Linked DNA regions of Homo sapiens: region 1 is linked to region 2. A link is a contact called in ENCODE Hi-C or POLR2A ChIA-PET data. All regions are on one chromosome and are shown on one strand. Each heading gives the region's core, a stretch centred on a gene start or an enhancer-like site at or near the end of the contact. The rest is flanking DNA. Distances are from core to core; before and after follow the strand shown.

The links. Hi-C counts contacts between places; a loop is a spot of excess contacts on that map. ChIA-PET counts read pairs that join two places held with the same protein, here RNA polymerase II (POLR2A). Pooled maps may share reads with other maps.
Region 1: a map of endothelial cell of umbilical vein shows a loop between it and region 2 (13-fold over the local background). The contact joins two enhancer-like sites. A Hi-C loop is called at or near these places in 1 of 168 maps with a recorded cell type or tissue (endothelial cell of umbilical vein) and 9 of 50 pooled maps. POLR2A ChIA-PET finds 5 or more read pairs at or near these places in 3 of 52 experiments (K562, OCI-LY7 and activated CD8-positive, alpha-beta memory T cell).

Annotation. Positions count from the first base shown.
Region 1 is chr5:81,786,524-81,789,649 of GRCh38, reverse strand. No RefSeq gene overlaps it. Among named protein-coding and RNA genes, the nearest start is that of SSBP2, 37 kb to the right of the region's middle. Within about 2 kb of position 1,674, at least 15 of the 41 ENCODE cell types and tissues checked have a DNase peak (open chromatin) inside an H3K27ac peak, as active enhancers do.
Region 2 is chr5:81,425,248-81,428,083 of GRCh38, reverse strand. The region is part of intron 16 of SSBP2 (single stranded DNA binding protein 2); the gene reads left to right. Among named protein-coding and RNA genes, the nearest start is that of ACOT12, 33 kb to the right of the region's middle. Within about 2 kb of position 1,268, at least 2 of the 41 ENCODE cell types and tissues checked have a DNase peak (open chromatin) inside an H3K27ac peak, as active enhancers do.

The DNA of each region.
Region 1 (3,126 bases), core at 425-2,924, 360 kb before region 2:
CCAGATGATCCGCCCGCCTCGGCCTCCCAAAGTGCTGGGATTACAGGCGTCAGCCACTGCACCCAGCCAAGACAATTTTAAAACTAACTTAGGGAAATAAAGATCGTGCTAGGTTTTGCTGGATACTCAGCACGCTAAGCTTCAGTATGCCTGTGCACAGCAAACAGCAATTGGAAGTTCCTGGATGGCCTTAAGTAGAGCATCCCTGGCCTTGTGGTTATTTGACTGTATCAATACATGTTTAACTGCCATTAATAAGAAGCAGAAACAAAACTAGTCAAAGCCCAGTTTAAACCAGAAATGAGAGTTTTGTGGAGCTCTAACTCCCAAGGCCATATAATCAAGTGTATTGTGCTGACCATCAGCTGTCAGGAACACCGAGTCCCCACTTCAGCTTGGTGATGACTCACTCTGCTGTCCTAGGTGAGTCACTTAAACCCTCTGCTCCTCAGTTTCCCAACTCATCTCTCTTCACATGTATGCAAAGGACTTGCAGAAAGAGTCTTTTAAAAAATGACCTGTTTTCAGCTGGGTGTGGTGGCCCACGCCTGTAATCCCAGCACTTGGGGAGGCCAATGCGGGCGGATTACAAGGTCAGGAGATCGAGACCATCCTGGCTAACACGGTGAAACCCTGTCTCTACTAAAAATACAAAAAATTAGCAGGGTGTGGTGGTGGGCGTCTATAATCCCAGCTACTCAGGAAGCTGAGGCAGGAGAATCGTTTGAACCCAGGAGGTGGAGGTTCCAGTGAGCCGAGATTGCACCACTGCACTCCAGCCTGGGCGACAGAGCGAGACTCCATCTCAAAAAACAAAACAAAACAAACAAACAAAAACCTGTTTTCAAGCATCTGAGTGTGTAATTGTTTGACAGGAACAAAGAAAAGAAACTTTTTAAAACAGCAAACTTCTAGCTCCCATTGATTTTATATCAGTAACAAATTACACTTTGTTGCTATATAGGATTGGAAATCAGCAGTCAAGCAAAAGTGAAGTTCCAATAATCTACATTGTTGAAGTGCCAACAAACAAAAGTCAGTTTGTCATGTTTCTAAACAACTGGAAAGTTGGGAGCAGGCTGAAGCAGTGAGGAAAACCTTAGGCAGGATGGAACATAGCTCCGGGTTAAGAGGAGGTGGTAAGGGTGAAGTGGGATCTATGGCTTAACAAAGTGGTTAATTGTCATCACATGATTCAAATATGTTTATTTCTTAAACCTTCACTCCAGACTGAGGCGGACAAGGGGCCTCTTTCTAATTACAGATGACTATTAGCAACCAACAGGGAGAAAGAAAGAAAAATGAAAACAAGAAAAAAATGAATGAAAAAGAAAAGCACTGTAATCCTTTGCATTATCAAAAGTGATCAACAGTCGGTTCTTTACAGGCTGTGAGAACAACATTTCCACATTATTTTCCAGTCACTGCTACCAGCAGAAACTCCCTATAGAAGGAGGCTCATAGCAGCTACACACAGACAACAGAGAAGGAAGCTGCTTGGTATAGCCGTCACCTTCAGGACAACAGACAGCCAACAGAGCATTTCACCCTGAAGGTGTACGTGTGATTACACAAAACCCTCACTTGGTCATTTTTTTTACGTGTTTTAATAATGCTGATGCAAAATAAGAGTAAAATTACAGGTGCCAGTTCCCATTGTAGAATGCTGATAAACAACTTACCATTTTGCAGTGGCTGGTCACATCTGGAGCCTTTTGGGATGCAAAAGTACTGGAAGGATTATTGCAAAACTTAAAGACACTTTTGCTGCCATTACTTTGTTTTTAACCTAAATTAGTGTGGGTTTTCTTGGGGGGGTGCTGGGGGGATGCTTTTTTAGATAGTCTTAATGCTTATATTATAAACTTATTTAGTTAAACACTAACCAAATAACAAAATGAAAAAGGGGGTTAGGTTTAGAGTAGTTGCTTGAAAACTTTTCCAAATTGACCTTAAATAGACAGAGGCTGGTATAAAACTATGGATTGGTGGATTATGACTTATTAATTTTGGTACTATCAAAATCCTCAATTTAACCTGATGAAACTTGATTTGTCACTGTTGATATCTCTCTTACAAATGTTGAATTAGCATGTAATGTGCACAGTGTAAGAATAATAATATAAATGGAAGTGCATTGTTCCTATTCTTTATGGAGCTATGGTTTTTCATAACCACAAAAGAACATTAACATAAGAATATAATGTATTAGGGTATAGTTAGTATTTTGACTCTTTTTTAATAAAACTCTTCTTTTAGGATATAAATATTTCTCTGTATTTTGTGTCTGCTGCAAGGTAATTTGGGCTGGTACCAGGACTAGACATGGATGGGTGGAGAGAGTCTGGATCTTCCCCTTTAGGGTTTCATGATTCTTGTATGTTTTCCTCAGGTTGCTTCAGGACTAATTCTGCTTGTGTGTAGCTAGTAGAGCATGATCCCCTTGCCTTCTTTTCTTTTCGTGCTCCTCAGTTGAGAATATGCAATCTAAATCCTTAAGGTGCAAACTAGTCATATCTACCGAAGTCCAGCTTCCAGCAGATTCTTTGCTATATCTAGCATGTACGAAATCAGACATTTTAATGAACGCATGTGTTTTCCTGTAGTGTTACGTGGACTGACAGGCTGTGGAGATGTCTGAAGTGATTTGGCTGGACTCATTGCAGTCCTCCAGAAATCATTTCCTGTGGCATCATGCAGTGCATTTCTCCTAGGATTTCCTTGTCAAGAATATTCCTCTTTTAAGCAAAATAATAACTTATGGAGCCTAATGGATTTTATAGCTGAAGATTGAAGTAGTGTGCCCAGTATGTGAAGCATTCTAGCTTTCTTCATGCAAATGAGCAGATATGCTTAACAAGTCAATCTTGAATCTATTTGGTGAAAAAAGCCACTCTGTTGGCTGTGTGCTATTAGTACATGTAGATACAAGCACACACGGGCTTGGACGTGTATTAGCATCGGATGTTACTTCACTGAGAAAGTGATCTGTTGACCAAAATATGCATATCTGAATGGAAGCAGGCCTTTGTGGTGCTCTTTTCAATTCTAATCTGCTATGGTCTGAATGTTCGCATCTCCACAAAATTCACGTGTTGAAATCCTAACCCCCAAGGTGATTGTATT
Region 2 (2,836 bases), core at 19-2,518:
GAAGTAGACAGAACCAAAAAGAGAAGCAATAAAATTCATTCATTTAACAAGCAATTACTGAGCACTTACCACATGCCAAGGCAATATGCTAGGTATTGGAGAGACCAAAAAGACAAAATGGTGCCTTTTCTCAAGGAGTTCTATGTAATATAATGATTTTTTACATTAATATTTCACATTAGAAACCCCAATGGAATTTTTTAAAATACAGTTTCCCAGAACTCTCCCTAGACTTAGTGAATCAGAATTTCCAGGAGTGGAGCTGGGCATACTTGAATGTGGAAAAGCTTTGTTGCTGATGCTGGTGTACATTCTCTGCTAAGAACCACTGAACTGGAATGTAGCATAAAAGATTTCAAAACCCAAATGAATTTCATCTTCACAGGATTCATAGCATCCTTAAAATTTCTTACGGAGGACCTACCAAACTGCAGTCAGAATCATGAGAGAGACTACCCTCATTTTGCCCAACTCAGCATTTACCAGAGGTGATACCATCAGAATTTGAAGCACTGGCTAATAGCACGTCTACCTTTATACAGAGTGGCTGTTCCATTCCCAAAACAGAATACAAGATTGAGTGCTCTGTGGATTCTTGTAGTTCTGATATCCACATGGGACCTTTGCAGGGGACAAGACATCCCCTGTTTTTAGAGTTCGTTTCTGTTAAAATTATGCTGATCTGTAGTTTACTTGCAGGCAATATATGATTAGTGAGGACAAATAATTTTTTATGTGTAACAGTTTACAGTTGAAAAAAAAATTTAGCCTGTCAGTGTTAAGGAAAAACATGAGAAGCTACATAATTTAAGTCATAATGCTTAAGATTATGGGAATTATTTTTTAGATCCTGGTTCTTTGAGTGGTTTGCTTCAAAACTATGGACAAATTAATTTTTCTATGTTCACTTTTATCTAATTAAAGACATTTATTTCCTTTTCGAGTAATTTTACCAGCAATAAAGTGGTATAATTCAGTGAGGTATTTGATAATTCAATTCAGTTTAACATTTATTGAGCCTATTATATGCAAAGCATCAGGTTAAGACCAAGGTATTCTGAAATAAATATAACACCTACTTTCAAAGAGTGCAACCCAATAGGAAAAACAGATGTTGATATAACTAAAACGTGTCAGATTAATGAGTGCTGTAATGTATATATAAGCCATGTATTTTAAAAGTCAGAGGAAATGATTAATTTGGAGTTGGAAAAAAACTTTTTTAAAAAGCTTCCACATGACTTTCACTTATGGGCAGTGACAAGAGGAACTCTTCCCTCTACTTCCTTCCCAGATTTGTCATTAGTGACTGCTGTCTTAACAGTTGGAAGAGGGGTACCAATTCAGAACTGGCATCAGAAAGCTCTTCACTGGGGCAAAGATTCAGATATGCCAGGATGTGGAGAACTTCCTTGCACAGAATAAGCCCCAGCTTCTCCCTTCAATCCCTAATGGACTATGCACATGGCAAACAACAGATTCTTCTGTGAATATGTGCATTTAGAAACGAGAGCAGCTGGAACAAGGCTTCTTCCACCCCTAACTTCTGGCTCACCCTCCCTGCCCCTGAACTTAAGCGGGTTCAATGCTAGACTGCCAGCAGAGTTAACAGCAAACAGAAGTTCCCTGCTTTCTCTTCCCTCCTTGTCTCCTGTCCCCACCAGAAATGTTGTAAAAGGAAAAATAATTTGATGGTGGACTGAGAAACTGCACCACCACCCTGGAGGGTAGTACAGCCTTGGAAGCAGGTACACACTGGCTTCTCCATTCTTCTGTCTCCTGAGAAGAAGGGACTTGTTATGAATGATATCATTGTTATGTGTGGCTTTCTTTGTCATATTACTATACATTTTTGTTTAGATCTTTTTATAAAATCAAGCAATAAGAGGAGAGAGGAAGAAAGACAAAAGAGATTTGGTGCTGACAAATGTAAGGCTTTGAAGAAGTAAATAAGCTAGTTATCCCCAATAAGTTAGCTTTGCTATAATCAAGGAAAAGCAGAACTCTTAATGAATTCAAAAAGAAAACATTGTTCAATAAATGAACATGCAAGTTCTAGTGTTTAATACACATAACTCTGAAAGCACATATTTTTGAGCAGTCTGCCTTTTAAGGATCTGTCAGGTTTTATCTTGAAGTTAAATCACAGAAGGAGGCCTGGGAAGGGAGCAAGTATCTATTGAGTACTCTTTATGTACTAGATACTATCCTAGTCTCTTCACACTCACACATGCTGCTTCATTCAATTAATATAGAAACAAAAATGCCCAGCCCAAAGTCATAAACCTTGCGGTGCCAACATGCTTGACAAAACAAAATGCGAATCAAAAAATGTTTCACTGCTGAGGTTTTTTTTTTTTAAGATCACAACCAAGACCCTTTATTTCAAGAAACAAAGATGCCCCCTAGTGTTCAAACTGTAAAATGTTTGTTTTGGAAAGTATAGACTACAAAAAGCCTTAGTTCAAAAAAAATAGTTTTTCATGCTTCTCAAGTGAAGAAAGTAGCTGGTCTGGTCTTATTTCCTGAATTAATTTAGCAAAATATTTTCCCATGGCACTGAAATATAATCAATTGAGTAAACATGATATTAAAATAATGGCATCAAATAGGAATTACAAACAAGATGGTAGATTATCTCTCATTCCCTTACCCCCTTTGTCATTTTCTGCTATTGTAAAGAAATCACATCAGCCCCAATTTTTTAATGTAATCATAAATACTAAATTTATTTCAATTTATGTCACTTTTGTTTAGCTCAGGGTAGAGGAACTGTTCTTTATTTCTCTCTAAGAAAATAAAGTATCATACAGACACTTAAACAGAAATATAGTGA